Regions from separate parts of the Homo sapiens genome. Here region 1 is linked to region 2. Evidence: chromatin contacts called from ENCODE Hi-C or POLR2A ChIA-PET data. All regions are on one chromosome and are shown on one strand. The core of a region is the stretch at or near the end of the contact, and the rest is flanking DNA. Distances in the headings are between cores, read along the strand shown.

Evidence for each region. A loop is a pair of places that touch in the nucleus more often than their neighbours do. ChIA-PET counts read pairs that join two places held with the same protein, here RNA polymerase II (POLR2A). Pooled maps may share reads with other maps.
Region 1: a pooled map shows a loop between it and region 2 (2.6-fold over the local background). The contact joins the enhancer-like site here to the promoter of CEP112 in region 2. A Hi-C loop is called at or near these places in 6 of 50 pooled maps. POLR2A ChIA-PET finds 5 or more read pairs at or near these places in 2 of 52 experiments (GM12878 and activated CD4-positive, alpha-beta T cell).

Annotation. Positions count from the first base shown.
Region 1 is chr17:66,462,007-66,468,470 of GRCh38, reverse strand. All of the region lies in intron 2 of PRKCA (protein kinase C alpha), which reads right to left. Among named protein-coding and RNA genes, the nearest start is that of PRKCA-AS1, 48 kb to the right of the region's middle. RefSeq lists silencers at 1,166-1,460, 5,126-5,420. Within about 2 kb of position 1,315, at least 14 of the 41 ENCODE cell types and tissues checked have a DNase peak (open chromatin) inside an H3K27ac peak, as active enhancers do.
Region 2 is chr17:66,190,262-66,196,091 of GRCh38, reverse strand. It overlaps CEP112 (centrosomal protein 112), which reads left to right and starts at 3,959. Exons shown (of 27, transcript NM_001199165.4): 1 at 3,959-4,095.

The sequences.
Region 1 (6,464 bases), core at 66-2,565, 280 kb before region 2:
TATGACTTGCCAGGAAAAAAAATGCATGTGCAGGAACAAGTCAGTCAGCTGACTACAAACTGCTGCACCAAGATAGCAAATGTGTGCCTCCCACAGCCAGCGACCCAGTCAGCCCACACAAATGAGGACAGAGTCCTCAGTGACAGAGACACCCTGTGATGTTGCTGCAAGAGTGTGCATCTTGATTCAGACAAGTTCATTTCAAAAAATATTTTTCACCTGTATATCTTTTTAAATAGGTAAATACACAGCACAGACCCAGATAAAGGAAAAAGTCATTCTGTAGTTTTCATTTCTTTAAGCCAAAATGTCGAATGGAAAATATGTGCTTTTTGACAAATGTAGCTTTATCATTTCAGAGACATCGTATCTTCACTTTGTATTTTAGTTGCATAGAAGAAATAAAGAAGCATCAAAATGATACCCCACTGCTCCTGGAAACAGCTAATGAGGAGTTCCTAAACTAAGAGTCATTTCTGTCAAACACGAGGAAAGTGGAACTATCAGCAAGGAAAGATAACTTGTTAGTCATATAAATGCTCCTGGGAGCCATGAAAAGTTTTCTGTTGTTTTTTTTTTTAATTTTTTGTTTTTGTTTTTTAAGTACAACCAAGGCCAGACGCAGTGGCTCATACCTGTAATCCTAGCACTTTGGAAGGCCAAGGCGTGGGGATCGCTTGAGCCCAGAAGTTCAAGACAAGCCTGAGCAACATAGTGAGACCCCATCTCCACAAAAAATTAAAAAATTAGCTAGGCATACTAGCATGCACCTGTGGTCCCAGCTACTCAGGAGGTTGAAGCAGGAGGATCGCTTGAGCCCAGGAGTTTGAGGCTGTGGTGAGCCAAGATGGTGCCACTGCACTCCAGCCTGGGTGACACAGTGAGACTGTCAAAAACAAACAAAAATGTACAAACAAAATTTCATTCTAATTTTTAAAAGCACTAGAGCAGGTACTATTGGTGATAGGGCTGTTTTTCTGCAAAAAAAAATGTGTTTGCCCAGCTAAACAAGCATTTTGTTCACAATGAAAACTAAGCTATTATTTAGTCAAAAGCCATCATTTACAGATGAGGAAACTGAGGCAGTTTACCTTAAATCAGCCAGTTATAGCACATTATGTATAGTAACTGCTGAGGTTAGCTACACGACATCTGGCTACATAGCATGAAATGAGAGTACAGCTGACATCACTCCGTTCATACACTTTGGAATTCCTGAGATTTAACCACTCATGGTATTGGAATGTACCATGCCATGGCCTAAATGAGAGCCTGTAAGCCACGATACAAACCAAAAGATCTTTGCACACCACCTCCTGCGCATGAGGCAACATGCACAGTCATCCCTCTCTAAGATGCTCAGAGGAAGAGGAAAATAATGTGTTGAACAACAGCCATCTCTGTCGTGTGTGTTTGCAGGGCAACGAAGCCATCAGCAAACATCTTTTCATAGTAGGTTCAGTTTGAATATGAGCATCATTTTGCTTTCATTTTCAAATTTTCTTGCTACAAGGAAAAGTGAATCATTCCATAGTTTCAAATGCCAGTCACAAATTTAAACTGAGGGCATGAGTAATTTAAGTCTTTTTTTTTTTTAAATGAAGGAAGAGGTCACAAGTCAAACATCCACGTGGACTTCCCTTCTTTGACCCCAGCGTGAAGGAATTCGCAGGTTAAAGGCTTTTACTGCTAATCTTAGCACCACTGTTATTCCCACTTCTCTTTAGAAATAAAGTCAATTTTATTAAAAGCTGAAGTTTCAAGTTTTTGTGCATTACACCAAAAATTTAATAAAGAAAAGAACGATGTTTAGATTTTATGTGGAATACTTATCAATTCTTAACAGCACAGACTCCATCTTTGATTATTTTTAAATGTTCAGTGTGGCCAAATTATGTTAAATGGTATTTTGCCAAGAAGTTTCTTCCATTTTGAGGTAAGGAGAAGAAAACGTGGAGGAAGAGAAAGTCACTTGTTGCTCAGTGGGAACCACTTTGCAGAATAATTCTGACCCCCATCTCAGCTCCACAAGCAAGTTCCCAGAAAGGGCTTCCCAAGGCCCGTGGCTTGTGAGCAGTGCAGGTGGCCTCAAACGCAGGGCTCCCTGGGTCTGGCTTCAAACTCTTCCAGCTGGGACACCTGGGACCAAGCTCTACTTCCCCCAGCTCAGTTCCCATTAGATGCTTCCTCCACCCACACACAAATTCTTTCCACACGTGCAGTTCATGTTCCAAAATTTCATTCACCGACTACAGAAAAAAGGTACAGGCGTCTAGAGTGAGGAGATCCAGACCCATCCTCGTGCTTCGACATATTTCAGTGACTTCTTAAAATTCTCAGTATTGGGCTCTGCACACAGCAGCTATGTAACAAAACAGCTGCTGGTGCACTTGGATGTAAAATGCTTCTCTGTTTCTTCTCAATATAATGGAACTAAGAATGATTTCCTATGTCAGAGAACTATATAGCCCTACAGAAGAACAGCTTTTGACTTATTGCTGAGATTACATTAGGCTATACAAACTGAGTTATCCATGTGAAGAAACTCCTTTAAAAAAAAAAGTCAAATCTTACACAATAAGAAAGAAAGTACATGCAAATAAACAACTCCAAAAAGCATTTAAAATGTTACTGGCCTCAATAAATTTCCTTGCTTGGGTGGAAAGAGGTTGTGGAATGGGGATGGTTGTCTCTTCGAATTAAAGCTACCTTTGTTCATAATACCAACTTTTCTCTCTATGCAGATCTACTGTTAGAATTAAAACATATCAGGCCAGGCACAGTGGCTCCCCTCTGTAATCTCAACACTTTTGAGGGGCCAAGGTGGGAGGACTGCTCAAGCTCAGGAGTGTGAGACCAGCTTGGACAACACAGCAAGACTTCATCTCTACTTAAAAAAAAAAAAAAATTAACTAGCCAGGCATGGTGGCACATGCCTTTAGTCCCAGCTACTCAGGAGACTGAGGTGGGAGGATCTCTTGAGCCCAGGAGTTTGAGGCTGCTGTGAACCATGATCACACCACTGCACTCCAGTCTGGGCAAGAGAGTAAGACCTATCTCAAAAATTAAAAAAAATTAAAAAATAATTATAACATATCAGTTGACAAATTCCTTCCAGATATACCATTATGATAAGTCAAATTTAAGAATTACCCGATGCTATCAGTTTCTTAGGGAAGTCTTGAAACAAAATTCCCTTTCCCACAAAACAAATCTCGTTTACAAAACAGCTCATAGGACTAAAGTTCTGGATAGACATAAAAGATAAATTAAAGGATTAGTCCTTCCTATTCTGCAAATGTTAAGTTGTGGTTATTAAGGCTATGGGGGTTGGCCTAGTCAAAGAGTTTCCTAGTCATTCATTTATTTACTTAAGTTATTGCTTATGTCACTGGTAAAGAAACAAACTATGTTTCTACCAAGAAACAAAAACCACCAATCCCTTTGTATTTAATTAAAAAAACCAAAACACAAAATTGTAAAACTCTACAAAATAACAAAGGAGAAAGATCTAGATGACCTTGGGTTTGGCAATAACGTTTTAGATACAATACCAAAGGCCAAAGGAGCAATCCATGAAAAAATAATTGGTAAGCTGGATTTCATTATAATTAAAAACTTCTGCTCTGCAAAAGACACTGTCAAAAGAATCAGAAGATATTATAGGCTGGGAGAAAATATTGCAAAAAATAAATCTGATAAAGAAGTATTATACAAAATATACAAATAACTCTTAAAATTCAGCAATAGGAAAACAAACAGCCCAATTAAAAATGGGCACAAGACCAGATATCTCACCAAAGAAGATGTACAGATGGCAAATATGCATGTGAAAAGATGCTCAATATAATATGTCATTAGGGATCTGCAAATTAAAGCAATGAGATACCACTACACACCTATTAGAATGGCCAAAATCCAAAACACTGACAACACCAAACGCTGACAAGGATGTGGACCAATGAGATCTCTCATTCATTGCTGGAGGGCAAGCAAAATGGTACAGCCACTTTGGAAGACAGTTTGGCAGTTTCTTAAAAAACTAAACATATTCTTTCCATTTTACCCCACAATTGCAGTGGGTCATATATTTACCCAAATGAGTTTAAAATGTATGAAAACCTGCACACGGATGTTTATGGCAGCCTTCTTCATAATTGCCCCAAACTTGAAAGCAACCCAGACGCCCTTCAGTAGGTGAATGGATAAACTGCGGTGCATCCAGATGATAGAATCTTATTTAGCACTAAACAGAAATGAGCCATCCAGCCACGAAAAGACATAGAAAAAACATAAATGCATATTGCTAAGTGTAAGAAGCCAATCTGAAAAGGTTACATGCTGCAGGATTCCAAATACATGACATCCTGAAAAAGGCAAAACCATGGAGACAATAGAAGGATCAATGGATGCTAAGGGTTGGAAGAAAAAGGGATCTTCTATTGGTGGAGCATAGAAGATCTTTAGGGCAGTGAAAATATACCTTGCATGATACTAGAATAGTAGCTGTATATGATGATACATTTGTCACAACTCACAGAAGATACACCAAGAATGAACTCTTCCATAAACTGTGGACTTTGGGTGATAATAATGTCAATGCAGCTTAATCAACTGCAATGAATGGACCACTCTGGTGAGGGATGATGACAGTGGGGATGCTGTGCAGGCACAGAGAAATGAGGTACATGGGAAATCTCTGTATCTTCTGCTCAGTTTTGCTGGGAACCTAAAACTGCTCTAAAAAATAAATTAAAAAAACAAAACAAACAAACTAGCTGGGCACAGTGGCTCATGCCTGCAATCCCAGCACTTTGGGAGGCCAAGGCAGGCAGATCATGAGGTCAGGAGATCGAGACCAACCTGGCTAACATGGTGAAACCCCATCTCTACTAAAAATACAAAAAATTAGCTGGGCATGGTGGCACATGCCTGTAATCTCAGCTACTTGGGAGGCTGAGGCAGGAGAATCGCTTGAGCTTGGGAGGCGGAGGTTGCAGTGAGCCGAGATCATGCCACTGCACTCCAGCTTGGGCGACAGAGCAAAACTTCGTCTCAAAAAAATAAAAAAATTTAAAAAAAAAAAAACACAGAATCAAGGCTAAGAATTTCACCATACAAAATCAAATTCCTGGGTAGCTGCAAGTTTGCTCAGTTAACTCGTGTAGTTCAAGTGACTTAACTCACATAGTTCAAGTGACTCAGCTAGTCACTAGATCTTTTCTTACGGTTTCAGAGAAAAGTCAGCAAAAACTGCACATTATACAGGGCGACAGGCATGGCAGCAGTTTCTGGTGCACATGTTGCCTGTCTCCCGGTGACAGAAGATAACAGAGGACTAAGAGCGCACATATACCTCAAGAGCCCTAAGGCTGCCACAGGAGAGTAAACAACTCCACCCAGCACTGCTCCAGGCCGGGTAAGCCAACCTCTCTGGAGTCTGCAGGCTTACAATTGATTCTGGGGAAATAATTTATTATGATTGCCAGTCAGTGACTCATAAATGTGTGTGTGTGTGTGTGTGTGTGTGTGTGTGTGTGTGTGTTTGCATGTGTGCACGTGCATGTGTGTGCATGTCTTTGTAATTCTTCTTCCACATCCTTCAATTATTTTCTAAGCACCAACAGTAAACTTCTGGGCTACTTTTAATAAGAGATTCTTATTCTCTGCAGGAGGACATTTCATTCCTCTTAGCTATGACATATTCAACATTTTTATAGAAAGCAAAAACCATAGGTGGGAGGTAGGGGTGTTCGTGTTTTTGTAAATTGCCTCTAAAGAAGCTGCCACCATTGGTGGGGAAGACCTATATCATGGCTTACAAAAAAGTATCCTAAAATGGACATAAGCACTATTCATGTGCTTCAGTAGATTAAAAAAGATGGTTGGTGTCTTTTATCTATTTTGAGAAAGAAACAAATTTATACAATGAAAACGTTCACAGAAACTAGATGTAAGGTTGTAAAAATAAATAAGTACCTTGCTTTCTTATACAATAAGACATTCAAGTATTAGAAAAATGGAACTGCTACATGGGAAGTAATTATTATGTTAAGGCAAACTTTAGCTATTAGATGCCTTTTTTCTTCTCTCATTAAGCACAACCATCAACTTTTCATGAGCGGGCCCACTGGCTGCTGTCTGGAATGAAGAATCCTATGTTGCTTTCCAGCCTCACATTTCCCCTTTGTGTACTACAAAATAGGAGCTGTTTCATTAGAAACATAAAACAATGAGGAAGAAGCTGTTATTGACAAACTGGGTTTGGCCTTGTGCACTGATCTCAGAAACCGCAGAGCACCAGCCAGCTTCCATCCATGAAGGGATTTGTCTGTCCAACTTGAGTTCAAACAGAGGGAAGCAGACCCGACGTTTAAAAGAATATATCACACACCCTCTGCCCACAACCAAGGTCTCATCTTAGAAGTGATGAAAATAGAGGGTCAAAAAAGAAAAAACTAGAC
Region 2 (5,830 bases), core at 2,710-5,209:
AGTCATGTTTATACAATAGGATGCCCTATCTCCTGGCCATATCTCATTGGACTAATTGTGCTTACCTGATTCAAATTAGATCACTCAGTTTCACTCTCCGTAGCAAGAGATTTATATTCAGAAAAGTTAGTCTTCCGGGTTTCTAGACTGGAAGCTTTATGCATAGGGTGGTCATATTCTACCACATGTGCAGAGAAAAGCACGAAAATTAATGTTCATTCATTTGGTGATTCAGTGAACATTTATGGATTGTTTCTATATGGTAGGTACCCTGCAAGGTGCTGTCTGTGCAATGGTGAACCTAACAGGTATCGTCTTCATTCTTTTGGAAACTATAGGCATTTTTAAAAGATTACACCTGGGTTGGGTGCAGTGGCTCACACCTGTAATCCCAACACTTTAGGAGGCAGAGGTGGGTGGATCACTTGAGGTCAGGAGTTCAAGATCAGCCTGGCCAACATGGTGAAACCCCATCTCTACCAAAAATATAAAAAATTAGCTGGGTGTGGTGGCACGCGCCTGTAATCCCAGCTACTCTGAAGGCTGAAGCAGTAGAATTGTTTGAACCCGGGAGGTGGAAGTTGCAGTGAGCTGAGATCACACCACTGCACTCCAGTCTGGACGACAGAGCGAGACTCCGTCTCAAATAAATAAATAAATAAATAAATAGATTCCACTAATTAATATTTGATGACAAATTTTGATAAATGCAATGAAGAAAAGAGAACCAGGGGATTTGAAAGGAAATAAGGGCTGGTTTGAGAATCAGTGAAGGCCTCTCTGAGGTACTGATATTTAAGCTAAGGTGAAGAGCAAAGTGTCATAGCATTTCCAGTGGAGGAAACATTCCCTTAATATGCCTGCATATACCTGATGTTCAATAAATGTACATTGAGTTGGAAGATTATTATCTTTATGCAGTAACTAGACGTAGAAGGAAAATTCATTGATTACCATAGGTGTTTGGCCATAAAACATTTATAAGACACTGCATTTTTTAGGCCACATAAGCCTGGAGCTACACTACAACAGTGACAAGAGAATATATATATATATATATATATATTTTTTTTTTTGAGACAGAGTCTCGCTATGTCGCCCAGGCTGGAGTGCAGTGGCACGATCTTGACTCACTGCAAGCTCTGCCTCCCGGGTTCATGCCATTCTCCTGCCTCAGCCTCCCAAGTAGCTGGGACTACAGGCGCCCACCACCACGCCTGCTAATTTTCTTTTTTGTATTTTTAGTAGAGATGGGGTTTCACCGTGTTAGCCAGGCGGGTCTCGATCTCCTGACCTCGTGATCCGCCTGCCTCGGCCTCCCAAAGTGCTGGGATTACAGGCGTGAGCCACCACGCCTGGCCGACAAGAGAATATTTACCTGGCTTCATCCTTGAGGTTCCTGAATAGGCTCTGAGTTCAGCAATTTCTTCCCAAATATTTGTAGAGGTCCCCAGGGTGAGTCACATGGGTGCTCTGTGTATGATGGAACTACCCTATCATAGTGCTCTGTCTCTGACTGAGCTACTTGGGAGGCTGAGGTGGGAGGATTGCTTGAGCTCAGGAGTTGGAGGCTGTAGTGAGCTATGATCATGCCACTGCACTCCAGCCTAGGTGACAGAGCCAGGCTCTGCCTCTAAAAAAAGAAAAAAGAAAATTCTCAAAGGAAGTTCTTTACACTGTAAGATTAGGAATCACTCTCTTATACAAAGAGGAAGATGCTACATGAAGGGCAACTCACGGCCAACACTTTGCTTCATGCATCATCACTTTCCCCTTCAATTTTGCATATTGCCATTGAACCAGATCTCTTTAGGATGACTTACTTTTTCTTTTTTTTTTCGAGATAGAGTCTCACTCTGTTACCCAGGCTAGAGTGCAGTGGCGTGATCTTGGCTCACTGCAACCTCCACCTCCTGGGTTCAAGCGGTTCTCCTGCCTCAGCCTCCTGAGTAGCTGGGATCACAGGCGTCTGCCACCACACCTGCTAATTTTTGTATTTTTAGTAGAGACGGGGTTTCACCATATTGGCCAGGCTGGTCTTGAACTCCTGACCTCATGATCCACCTGCCTCAGCCTCCCGAAGTGCTGGGATTACAGGCATGAGCCACCATGCTCAGCCAGGATGACTTAATTTCTAGGAGGTTCCTTGGTTCTCAGGTAAGGAGTTTCCAAGTGAAACTTGCCTACCAGTCGTCTAAACATGACATGTAGGCTTGAGTTCTAAGGTGAACACAGCTCAGGCTCAAGCTGGTATCCCTTTCATGTTATATACATATAACATAAATAATAAAACTCTCTATGCATATCTTAATATTTTTATTTGCATGTGTGTGTATATATGAATGAAAAATATATAAATGAAAATGATATATATAAATGAAAAAAATGACAATCAGCTTGTTCTTAAAAGCGGGAAGGGAGATCTACTCATCTTATTTTCACCTAAGTAGAGGAAATATTTAAAGACATTTTTCATTTTCAGTTATATTTTTCTGCTATAGTTATTTCCTCTGAGATGAGCTTGAGCTTGTTACATTTTTTCTTTGATTTATCTTCTATTTATTTATCTTCTATTTTTCTTTTCATGTTTATTTAGACACCATTTGTCAAATTCATTTCATATTCTTTCAGCAATGCAGTTTATGATTCTAAAAATTGCATATATTTATTATGCACAACATTGTGAAATGACTAAGTCAAGCTAATTAACATAAGCGTTGCTTCACATACTTATTAATTTTGTGATGAGAACACTTAAGATGTACTCTTTTAGCAATTTTCAAGAACACAATACATTATCATTTACTATGGTCACCACGTTGTAAAATAGATCGCTTAGACTTATTCCTCCAATCTAACTTAAATTTTGTTTCCTTTGACCAATGTCCTCCTCCTCCTGAGGCTGGAGTAGGGTAGTTTATCTTTTTTTTTTTTTTTGAGTCTCGCTCTGTCGCCCAGGCTAGAGTGCAGTAGCGCAATCTCGGCTCACTGCAACCTTTGCTTCCCGGGTTCAAGCAATTCTCCTGCCTCAGCCTCCCGAGTAACTGGGATTACAGCCGTGTGCCACCACGCCTGGCTAATTTTTTGTATTTTTAGGAGAGACAGGGTTTCACCGTGTTAGCCCGGATGGTCTCGATCTCCTGACCTCCTGATCCGCCCACCTTGGCCTCCCAAAGTACTGGGATTACAGACGTGAGCCACCCCGCCCGGCCAGTTTATCTATCTTGAATGTATTAACTGACTGGTTAAATTCCTGCAATTGCATGCTTGATTTTGCATCCTTGATTCTCAGTACTAATTATCTGGATTATATATCATTCCCTAGTTATAAACATGTTCAAGTATGCTTTTGAAAACTAAACATTCTTAAAAGCATTCTGTACCCTTTATTTTCCTTAGCATGATTTGTCTTTGAGACAAGGAAGAGCTAGCTGTTGGTGTTTACTTCCAGTGAGATAGGTTTTAAAAAGAACCTTTTGAAGAATTTGACTTGGGTTTTGATATATCAGAGAGTGAGGAAATTTTCACTTGAGACCCATTCAACTCTGATGTCTGTCCACATAACGGATCACCCCTTTTGTGAACATCCTCCAGCCGCCCCATTTTCTGTGCCCTTATTTTTTCGCCACGGCCCCTAAGGTGATCATAAGCGACTCTGCGCGGGATGCGGGAGGGCAGCAGCATTCAAACTGTGGTCGGGTTATCCCGGAAGCTTCGACTGGGGACCCGCCAAGGGGCCCACAAGCTGGGGTGCGAGTCTGGCGGTTGCTGGGCCAGCAGGAGCGTCGCCATGGCAACGGGGCCGCGCGCACGCCGCCACCTGTGGGTGGAGAAATGCCCGCGCGGAAGTCTCCGCCCCCAGCCTGGGGCGCCGGTGGTCGCCGCCGCCGGGAACGTCGCCATGGCAACCGCACCGCAGGCTAGAGGGGTGGAGTAGGGGGCGGGGAAATGCGAGCGCGAAAGTCCCCGCCCCCGGGCTGCTGGGCGGCGGCGACCCAGCGGCCCGCAAGGATTTGAAACCGTTTGGCAGGGGCGGCGGTGGCGGCGGCGTTGGCGGCAGCGGCCGAGCGGAAAGCTTGCGTGTGGTGGTGCCAGGTTCTCGTTTTTTTCTGAATTTCCTTCCCCCGCCCCTCCCACCAGGTTCTTGAGTGGAATTTTGCGCCGGTGGCTGCCGCCCCGCCCTTGCGGGCCCGTTCGGGAAGGGGCGTCGCCCTCAGGCCCTGGGCCCGTTCTCCGGGCCTGGGGGGCGCGCGCCCCTGGGGTCCCGGCGCTGCCCGCTGTGGTGTCCCCGGCAGGCAGAGCGCGATCCAGGCCGGGACGACTTGGGAAAGTTCTAAGTAAAGTTTGATCAGCCGGTTTGATCGGTCTGACGTGGTCCAAGAGTCTGACCCAAGGGTTTGCGACTGGGAGAGGAAATCTGTGTCCTGGACAAGGTAGGAGCGCGGCCTGGGCCTGGGCCTCGGCGGGCCGAGGAAGGGACTGCCAGGAACGGCACCGCTGGAGTTTTCAATTCCGTCCCAGAAAAGAGTCTCAGAACAATCAGCTGGATTTGCGGGGACAGAACCAGGGCGCTGGTTGGTTTGCAGAAAGTCATAGGCCGCTTGGAGAGGCCCAAGCCCAGCACCGCCGCATGTAGGATGCTACCCTGTGTTTCTGAGTTAATTATTTTTAAGTGTTCAAGAGAACGACATAAGTAAATGTGAACAGCTTTTCTGATCATTGCACGGCTACTTTTATTTGTTTTTAATATTTTAAGATGAGTCAAAATAAGATAGAAAAGGCACATTAAATTCCATGAGCCTCTCCACAGTGGTCAGGCTGCAGCTTAGTGGAATGCATGGTATTAATAATTTGTGCAGTGTTCAGGCCCAGCTGTCACTGTCCACTAAGAACCTAGGTCAGTGACTTCACCTCACTTAAGCCTCAGCTTCCTTCTTCCTCTGTGAAATGACCATGGAAATGGTGCGGAAATGGTAGGGCCGGGCCAGAGAATAAACTGAGATTTGTTTCTAAAGCACACACTGAGCTACGGGTAGAGTCAGGGAAGGCTCTTGTCAAAACATCCACACGTGTAAGCCAGAGAAAACGTGCACCTCTAATCCTTTTTAATTTGTCGACGTTTCCAGTTTTCTTTAATGACCCACAATATATTTAAAATATGATTTGATTGAACAAAATGGGTTTTACACAACTTCCAAGAACGTTTGTTTTGTTTGGCAAGGAGTGTGATATGAATGAAGTGTATTCTTTGCTTGGCAGTTGTGACTCCTTTTTTTCCCAGACCTTTTAATACTTGTGGTTTGGTTATGTTTGCTGACTGTAGGGTAGGTAAGCCCATTTTGTAGCTGTCCAAAAAGAAGTTTAAAAAAAGGCAGCATGGGTGAGTTTAATAAAAGACATGATCCAAATATAGATTGTAGCTATAAGCAAGAGTCACCCAATTTACTTCTTTTTTACCTTTGGAATTATTTATTTTTTTGAGACAGTCTTGCTCTGTGGCCCAGGCTGGAGTGCAGTGGTGCAAACTCAGCTCACGCTCACTGCAACGTCCGTCACCTGGGTTACCTTTGAAATAATTTATATAACTGATAGGCACACTATAATTACTCTAAGCCTAAGCCAAAGATGTTGCTTTACTTATTTTTCAATTCCAGTAATTTAAATTTTCAATTCTGATAAATGGTATGAAACTTTTGATAAGTTGGAACTTAGATACAATTTGTGAATATGATGTAATTTGTTTTTAAATTATTTATTTTTCATTTTCAATTTTTTTTTTTTTGAGACGGAGCTTTGCTCTTGTCACCCAGGCTGGAGTGCAGTGGCATGA